Linked DNA regions of Mus musculus: region 1 is linked to region 2. Evidence: chromatin loops called from intact Hi-C (ENCODE). Cell type or tissue: left cerebral cortex. All regions are shown on one strand. Links, peaks and the distances in the headings refer to the core of each region. The heading gives the core; the rest is flanking DNA.

Evidence for each region. Peaks named below come from ENCODE experiments on the same cell type or tissue, not always from the same donor. Only the 100,000 strongest peaks of a DNase experiment are listed, where the experiment ranks them.
Region 1: it touches region 2 in a loop (4-fold over the local background); 9 of 42 quality-filtered maps call a loop at or near these places.

Annotation. Positions count from the first base shown.
Region 1 is chr10:77,514,845-77,519,224 of GRCm38, forward strand. Fam207a (family with sequence similarity 207, member A) reads right to left here and starts at 969. Exons shown (of 6, transcript NM_133998.3): 1 at 759-969. The coding sequence starts at 896. It overlaps 2810425M01Rik (RIKEN cDNA 2810425M01 gene), which reads left to right and starts at 1,054. Exons shown (of 1, transcript NR_163865.1): 1 at 1,054-2,097. In left cerebral cortex, for the core only: CTCF peaks have their summits at 1,064 and 2,375; DNase peaks (open chromatin) are centred at 1,034, 1,792 and 2,400; H3K4me3 peaks cover 1,794 bases; H3K27ac peaks cover 1,270 bases.
Region 2 is chr10:77,603,448-77,607,827 of GRCm38, forward strand. Sumo3 (small ubiquitin-like modifier 3) reads left to right here and starts at 2,650. Exons shown (of 4, transcript NM_019929.4): 1 at 2,650-2,894. The coding sequence starts at 2,874. In left cerebral cortex, for the core only: CTCF peaks have their summits at 802 (motif pointing right) and 2,042; DNase peaks (open chromatin) are centred at 1,708, 2,069, 2,694 and 3,133; H3K4me3 peaks cover 1,705 bases; H3K27ac peaks cover 1,742 bases.

The DNA.
Region 1 (4,380 bases), core at 129-4,128, 89 kb before region 2:
GGGCATAAAAACAATCTCTGTCAACACAAGGCTTAAATTTGAGCCAAGTTACCAAATTAAAAGAAAAATGGGAAAAATAAGAATCAATGGCTGCACGAATCAATGACTGCACAGCACCTCCCGTGGGTGTGGGTGTGGGAGAAAACAGAAGCTCTCAGTTTGGCTACAACAACAAATAAAAGCTGGGCACAGTGGGCTACAGCCTGGGCACGAGAGTGACAAGCTGGGGGGGGGGGCTAGGGTGAAACCTTGTCTCAAAAGAATAAAGAAAGAATGAGATGAGGTAAAATAAAAATAAATAAGATCCCAAAGGCCAAAGCAACAAGCAAGCGCCAGGGACACAAGTGCATGCCATGCCTTTAACCCCAGCATGTGGGAGGCAGGGGCAGGTCAATCTCTTATGAGTTCGAGGCCAGCCTGGTCTACAGCGTGAGTTCCAGAATAGTCAGGGCTACATAGAGAGACCCTGTCTCAAACACACACCAGAGACTGAGACACAGAGATAGACAGAGGCAGACAGACAGCGCCCTGCGACATTTCCAGAGCGTAGTGGGATATTTTCCCCCAGAGATGGAAGCGCTTCTGGAGCCTCACACCCCAACCGAGAAGGCATGACGGCTAAAGGTGGGCCGGGTCAGGACCCTAACCAGAGTGGCAGGAACACACACAGAAGAGGCGACACCCAACCATCCAGGGCTCCTGATCTTTGGAGATCCGGCTCGGCAGAGACCTGGCCCGACCGGCGCCCCACACCTCACCTTCGCCCCCGCTCCGCCCGCCGGGGATTGTGGGAGCGCCGGCTCCACGGCGCGGGGCACAGGGCCCGGTGCAGAATCCCCGTCGGGTCTCACGGCCGCCCGGTGCACACGAGCCCGCAGCGCCCTCACTTTCCCCATCTTCCCTGGAGGTTTCCGCCTGTTAGCAACGCCGCCTCACTAGTGGAAGAGCCTCCCGGAAGTGCTCCCAGACAGCCGGAAATAGAGCCGCGGCTGCGTAGATCGGCGTTCGGCCGGTCCCCGGAAGTGCCTCCCGTAGCGCGTGCGCAGTTGCGGTGCTTACGTCGCGCGCTCCCGCTAGCGCGTTAGACGTGTGGCGATGTGGCTGCAGCCAAGAGCCAGGGAAGTAAAACTATTGAAGCCTCGGGTGCACGTTACGCCATGTTTCTATCGCGCGCGTCTGGGGTAGAATAGGGAGAAAGGTTCACGTCGGTTTTACTCATGCGGGTCTCTATGTGTGCAGCTTGGCGTTTCGTCCTTAAAACAGGTCCTGGAGTTGGGGACTTTGCAATTCCACTTAAATGGGTACCAGATGGACCGAACGGCCTCCGTCTTCCTGCACAGTCGGCTCCGTGTCCAACAGCCCCTGTGCACCCAGTGCAGTATTGCTTAAGGAAAGCAAGGACGAAGGGTAATTCCAGCTCTTCACCCAAATGACACCTGTAAAATACAATACAAAACCAAAGTGGGCTATAGTTGGAGCCACAAAAGAAAGTTGGGCCCAGGCACAGCCAGGGTAGAGGCCTTCTGCCTTCTTCCCTTCTAGGGTAGAGAGCATCCTGGATGCCGGGACGTCTCTGCTAGGGATCCACAGTGAGATGGGATTTGTGGGGAGAAGGTGAGCCCAAAGCGGAGTCCGGTGCCCCACAGTGGCTGAAGTAGCAGAGCATGCCAGGGAGCAGAGCCAATAAGCATCTTTCCGATGCGGTTTCTCATCAGGGGATGCCTCCAGGTTCCTGCTCCTTCCCTGACGATGAGATCCAACCTGTAAGATGTAAAGAACACCTTCCTCCCCACGCTGCCTTTGATAAGTGTTTTTATCACAGCAACAGAAAGCAATCTAGAACAGTGAGTGAGTGGCTGCAGGCCAAGCAGTGCACTAGATGTGAAGCTGAGACAAACTAGATTGAATCAGGCGACTTGAAGAGACGTTTGAGCCAGAACAGCTGAATTGAATCAGCCAGTAAGAGTTCAGAAAGAGCTAGAAAAGGAGATCGTAGTCAGCAGTAAGCCTCCGAGACAACAAGGACATCAAGCGAATAAAAGTTACTTTCGCAAGCTTGTTTTGAGATGACCTGGGAATAAAGTCCATTGAACTCTTCACAACCTGGTTCATCTCCCCAGAAGATCTGGCAGCCAGAGCCACCCTGAAAGCTAGCCTGGCTTTTACCTAGGACAGATCCCCACCCCACCCCCCCACCCCCTAAATGTTTTCTCCTTCTCAACCCTCAGCAGTGTTCCTGTGCTCTGGGCTGTCCGATGGACCCCAGGTTCCCCCATGGAGGATGAGTTGCTTAAGGCCAGTTCCAGGGCACCCCAAGGAACTCACAAGTCGACGACAACAAAGTTAATTTTTTAGAATCCTCAACTCTTCTTCCTGCCGCCTGAGGGCGCGCGTGTCCCGTGCTTCCCTGGCTCCTGGCAAACTAGTTTTGCAGTTAGAGAGGACTGTACAGCTAGTTTTGCAGTTAGAGAGAGGACTGTACAGGTGTCTCTGGCTAATTCCCCCCCCCCCTCGGGCTCTAGACCGCGACCCTGCTCCAAGTCAACTAGAGTGTAGGTGTGACCGCAGGCTGGTCCACTGATACAGCTACTGGGAGGCGGGATGGGGGTTTGGGGTGAGGGGAGGCGGACAATGTATCATCGCGCCCAGCCCTGGAAACTCAGCTGCCAGACCCCGCAGGCATCAGCAGGGTCCAGATCACCTCTCAGTTCGTCCCCAGCCCCAGCGACTGATCCAAGACAGTTCTGCCTGGCTTTTCTCGGGGAGGAGGGCTCCCTTGATCCTCCCAGGGAGGTGGCCAAGTTTGCTGGGTCCACCTTTCTTTGGGTGACCTAGCCAAGGCCTGAGCTTTTTCAAGCCTAGTTTCCCTGTTTCTACAGTGGGGGTTAGAATGAGCTGCTTGAGGACTAAGAGAAAAGTGAGAGCCAGGAAGTGACCCCTAGCAGCTTATAGTTGGAGATCACAGATTCCTAGGGCTGGGCAGAAAAGAGGCTGGTATCACAGTGTGAATGAAGGGCGGGAGCCCCAGGCACAGGGCTGGTACAGACACACAGCATCTCAGAGGCCCAGGACCTTCTGGTGACGGAACCCGCAACACAGAGTCCTAATTTGACTCTGATCATGGGTGCTAGGCCAGCCAGCCGCTCAAGGCAGTGGGGCAGGGAATTGGCCTCCTGTCCTTCACAGCTTCTGGCTGAGCACCAAGGCCCAAGGCCTTCCAGCCACCTGGGTCAACCTGCAAAGGGCACAGAGCAACTTCCCAGGAGTTCCCTGAAGTCTGGTGATCAGGGAGATGGGGAAAGGCAGGCATGGGTGTCCATGTGCCGTTACCTCCCAGACCCTCTGGTGTGTACATTGATGAGAGGCCAGATCTTTGAAGATCAGACTCCATTTTAGAGAACCTGACCTAAGTTTGAACTAAGGTAAACTAACAGGCTGGTACCTAGCATTAGTTTCCAAGTTGCCCCCCTCCTCAACAAAACCTGAGCCTAGCTCCAGTCTCTAGGTTAATTCCCAGCAAGACCAGCATCTCCAGGTTATACCCTCAACATGACCAGTACCTCCAGGTTATTCCCCCAACAAACCTGCATCCCCAGGTTACAAGCCCACCCCTGCCTAATGACCACCAATGCAGAAGGGAGCAGAAGTTAAGTTTATGATAGGACTCCCAACACCAGTCAATTGTGTTAAAGGCCACAGTGGCTTTCCAATTAGATGCTTGCACACTTAACCCTCCCCCTGCCCCCAGTTGCTGTTTGTATAAAGCCTTCCCCGATAGGTATTTGGGCTCCCACAACTACCAAAACCGTCCCAAGAGATGGTGGTGCATTGGAAGGGCCCAAGTTAGCTCAAATAGAATAGAAGCTAGATCCTGCTGTGAGTTGCATCAGATTGGCTCCTATCTTTTTGTTTGTTTGTTTGTTGTTGTTTGTTTTTTTTTTTTTTTTTTGATTTTTCGAGACAGGGTTTCTCTGTGTAGCCCTGGCTGTCCTGGAACTCACTTTGTAGACCAGGCTGGCCTCGAACTCAGAAATTCGCCTGCCTCTGCTTCCCAAGTGCTGGGATTAAATGTGAACGCCACCACGCCTGGCTACCTATCTGTTTTTTGAGGGGGTCACAAACACTTCCCTGGCACTACATTGATGCCACTGATTCTGTGGACCTAGGCTAATTAGGAAGTTAGCCTGGCACCAAGGACAGAGAGACGACCGCTGGGTAGGTGTTACCTCTGCCCCAGTGATCTTTGACTTCTTTCTAGCTTTGTTGATGGCTAGAGTCAAAACTGTATTTGGGTATCTTAGTACCATTTGTGGTCAGGTTATCTCCATAGCTGAGATTTTCCCGCAGTTTGGGGTCTCCCATCACACTTAGCTCCTGAGA
Region 2 (4,380 bases), core at 144-4,143:
CTTTCCTCAGAGAAAGTCTCCTTGTTGCTAGCTACCTGGAATCTTTATGAAAAAAATTTAAAATAGCTAGCTTGAGATAAGGAGTCTCCTCCAAACTCGCGATCTTCCAGCCTCTGCCTCTCTGGTGTCCGTGCAGCTATGGGAGGCAACAGGACCAGGACATCCTTCACTGCAAGGAACCTTTAGAATCCATCCTTACAGGGAGTTCCTCTGAGCCAACCTTCTCTGGCTTTTTGGTACTTGAAAGCATGCTCCATTTGTAGAGCCATTTATTTAAGTCTGTAAGAAACATGAACATATTTGCTTAGTCTCGGGAAATGTCTTAGGTTGTGTCTCTTTGTTCCATTTTCTTTCCTTGAGATTCTGATACATACTTGCACTGATCCGGGATTCTGGTCAGGTGGATACACACTTGTACTGATTCAGCAGGGCCTCTGCTTCTTCCCGTCCCTCTCTTTCCCTGAGACCCCAGAGTCCCTTGATTTCCCTTGGGAAGTTCCTCAGCCAGGGCCCTCTCTTCATCTTCTCTGGATGCTGTTCTTGATCCTCAGCTGTCTCCTTGGAAGAGTGTGTGACTAGGTGTGTGTGGAACCTCAGCTTATTATGGGGTGTCTGGGTCTGCTGTATGAAGGCAGGCTGGGATGCCCCATGCAAGGCAAGCCACTCTTCTCAGGTAACCAAAGTCATGCTAAGGTCTCATCCATGCCCAAGGGGCCTCCTTACAACATTAAAAAAAAAAAGGTGTGTGTATGTGTTCTGTGTATGGGTAGGTGTGTGTGAGTGCAGTACCTATAGAGGCCAGAAGAGGGTGCCAGACGTCCTGGAGAAGGGGCGCTGAGATCCAAACTCAGGTCCTTTGGGAAAACGGAGTGTTCTGTTTACATATACACATAGACATAGACATAGACATACACATATCTTAAGAACAGGCTTTGAAATACACACGAGTGAGCATCTTCCTGTTACCGGTTGTTCACTTTGCATAATGGTAGGCTTTCAGTGTGTGAATGGGTCATCATATGGTGTGAATGGATCGCAGTGTGGCTGTTTCTTGCTGCAGCTCACGTAGGTGCCGAGTTCATCCATCCTGTGCTGCACGTGTTGTTCTCCGATCACTTGGTAACAGATGCCCTCAGCCACAGACCCTCAGGTTTGATTCTTGTATCCTATAAACTGTTAATACAACACTTTATAATGCTTGGCATCTTAGAGCTGGTGGTACACTGTGGTCTGAACACTGCCTGCCCCGAGTCACTCACAGCTAATAGTGGAGGGAAGGTGTGCTCTGATCTCCAACAACTGCTTCAGTCAGCCTGGTTTCTGGAGTCCTGTCTCCCAGTTACACAGTCTGAGCTGGACATTCCAGAGATATGTTCAGCTAAGGATGACCATGATCTGTATTTGAGGAAAATCCATACCTTGGTCTGGTCTGGGTGTGGGATGAGTTCCAAATGCGTCCTTGTGGAAGACCTTGACAAACTTCTCGAAGAAAGGTCATGTGTACAGGGGAAAGGCTAAAAAAGGTTGGCTTCACAGACACTTGGCTTAGTAGCTTTGCAGTATTACCAGGAAGTGGGGATACTTGTCTGCTGGCCCTTCCTTGGAACAGAAACATACTTCTGTCAAACAGAGCGCCACTTCTCTGGAGGCTGCTGTGTGGTCCTGGAACACGGCCAATCAACACCTTCCTGAGACGACTGTGGGTGACTGTGTCAGCCCTGACTGGCCTGATTTGCAGGTGTTAGCAGACAGACACAGAGGGCCTGTGGGCTGCATTCTAAAAACTCACGCCAAGATACAAGGAAAGGACACTCTTGACCCCTTAGCCAGGGCTCCCGATGGATCTTCCAGCTCAAGCTTCCCTTGTTTTGCTTATCTAGTTGACTCCTTGGGCATGTTATTAAACTTCTAGGCATCTTGGTGTGCTGTGTAAAATGGGTTATTAGTGTCCACAATAGCATTCCAGAAACAGCAAATGGTAGGTCAGAAGGGAAGCTTTCTGTGCCTGTCACTCTCACCCACCCAAGCCACCTAGTGGTTACTTTGGGACTACGTAAGGAGGGAGAAAGGCAGCTAGATAGTGAGAATGAAGGGGAAGAGCTTGTCCTTCTGGAGAGCCATCTTGGGAATGGCCCTTGTGGAGGCTGGTCCACCCCATCCAGGAAATCAAATGAAAAAAGATGAAATGGGAGCATGTGCTGGCTTTCTGGGCCAACAGAAGCCATCCTCTGTGTCCTCAAAGGATGCCTTTTCTAGACATGAGCCCTCCTGTGACATTCAAATTAAAGGCCAGAGGCCTGTTCCAGGAGTGTGTGGTCCATAAACCATGCCTGGTAACCTCCTTATTCGTCTTCCGGACCACCTGAAAGGGTTAGCCTGAGTTTCTTTGCCCTCTCTTACCCAAATGCAGCCTGCATATAAGAAAAAGTCCCCAAATGTGGGTGGTGAAGAGGCTACTGGTTGGGCCAAAACGTTCCTCTGGGTCCTGACCTAGCACACAGCGCCCCCACTCCTCCCGTGCCTCCCTGCGTGGACGCGCAGTCTTGCACCCACATCCGGGGTCTCTGGGCCTAGGACCTTGAGTCGCGCGTCCCCGGGGCTCTGCGCGCACCCGGGCGCCTGACCCGCCCCGTGACGCATTCGCAACCGTCCTGAATCGCGGCTGGCCAGCGCGCACCCGCGGCGCGGGGCGCGCGCCTCGTGCACGCGCCCGACCACGTGACTCCGCGCGACCAACCAGCGCGCCGGGATTTAGGGATAAAGCGCGGCCCCGCGACAGTTGCGGCGGGAGAGCGGCGGGGCAGAGAGCGTGACTCGCCCGCTCCAGTGCCACCGGTTCCCGCTGCGCTTGCCGCCGCCGTCGCTGCGCAACCATGTCGGAAGAGAAGCCCAAGGTAAGCCCGGTACGCAAGCCGCAGCAGATTCCGCGGAACGCAGGCCGGGCCGCGCGCAAAAAGGGCCCGCGGGGCCGCGCCCGAGCCTCAGCGCCCCTCCCCCACCGACCCGCGCCCCTCCCCCACCAGCATTGCACTCCGCCCCGGGCAGCGCGCTAGCCCCACCCCCGGCTGTGCCTCCCGCCACACCAAGGCTCCGCCTCCGGGGTAGCCCCGCCCCGGGTGTAGCCCCGCCCACGGCTCGAGAACCCGGAACTTGGGTGCTGGTTCTTGGTTCGCAAGGGCCTCACTCCCTGACGCGGCCATCCTTTCGCGTGCCGTGCGCACAGTTGCACGCGTGGTGCTGCGCGTGAGGCTCAGCGGGCGCTCGTGAGAGCTGCACCGGAGTAAGAGCAAGGCTGGCCGCTCCGGGCTTCCAATGTTCGCCCGGCCGCATGCCCTTCCACTCCATCGCCGTGGTCTCGGCAGTTGGTGCGTGGGAAGGCCAGGGTTGCCCATTTCAAATTGAACAGTTTTCCCACACTCACCTGCCCTGCTGGGGGCAGTTTTATCCAACGGGAGATAAACGTTGGAGCCTGGCATTCTGTGCTCTTGACTGGCCTGGAGATGACCACTGTGTTGGCTCAGGTGAGAGACCCCAGGAGCAGGGCAAGCATCTGGACTAATGCCATGGTACCATGCTCAGCAGCCGAGCCCAGAAATATCTTGCCTGCGAGGTCCTTACCTTTAATTTCAGCTCAGCCTTGGGTCCTGCCTGCACCATCCCGGATATTGAATGAGCACCTGTTCGCCCTGTGCCAAGAGTAGACAACTTACTTTATTATATTTTGTAGCTGGTAACTACAACAAGAGTTGTAACCTTTTGGTGCGGTTAGGCAGGAAGTGAATGCCTGGTGTGTACTGGAGTGGCCATGCCTTCTGCCTCGGGTTAGTGGAGACAGAGGGTTATATGTTATATTTTGGTGACGCAGCCCAGGGGCTGTTGTCCACTAGGCAGATGCTCTACCAGTGAGTTACTTACTCTCTCCACACCCCCACAGCGGCCCCCCCCCCTTTTTTTTTAGACAAGGTTCCTTTGTGGTCCAAGCTGTCCTGGAGTTTAAGACCAGGCTGACTTCAAACTCAAAAGAGATCTTCCTGTTTCTGTCTCCTGAATGTTTCCCTGTGTAGCTCATGCTGGCCTCCACCTATACCCAGGAGCTCCCGGGTGTCAGGTGTTGGCAGTCAGTGTGCTGAGTAAGCCCTCCTTCTTCTGTATTTACTTGCTAATTAGAGAACTCCAGGCCAGAGCCCAGCCAGGCATCCTTCCGTTGGAGGGAAGCAAGCCTGAGGCCTTTCACCTCTGTCTCTGTTTTTGAACACACACATCCTTTCGGGAACCGGGTTAGAAGTCAGCATCTTGGGACCTGGAGTGATTCATGCTTCTCACTAGCGGACTTTACTTTTTCTCATATTGGATGCCACCCTTTGGAGAAGGGGGCAAGCT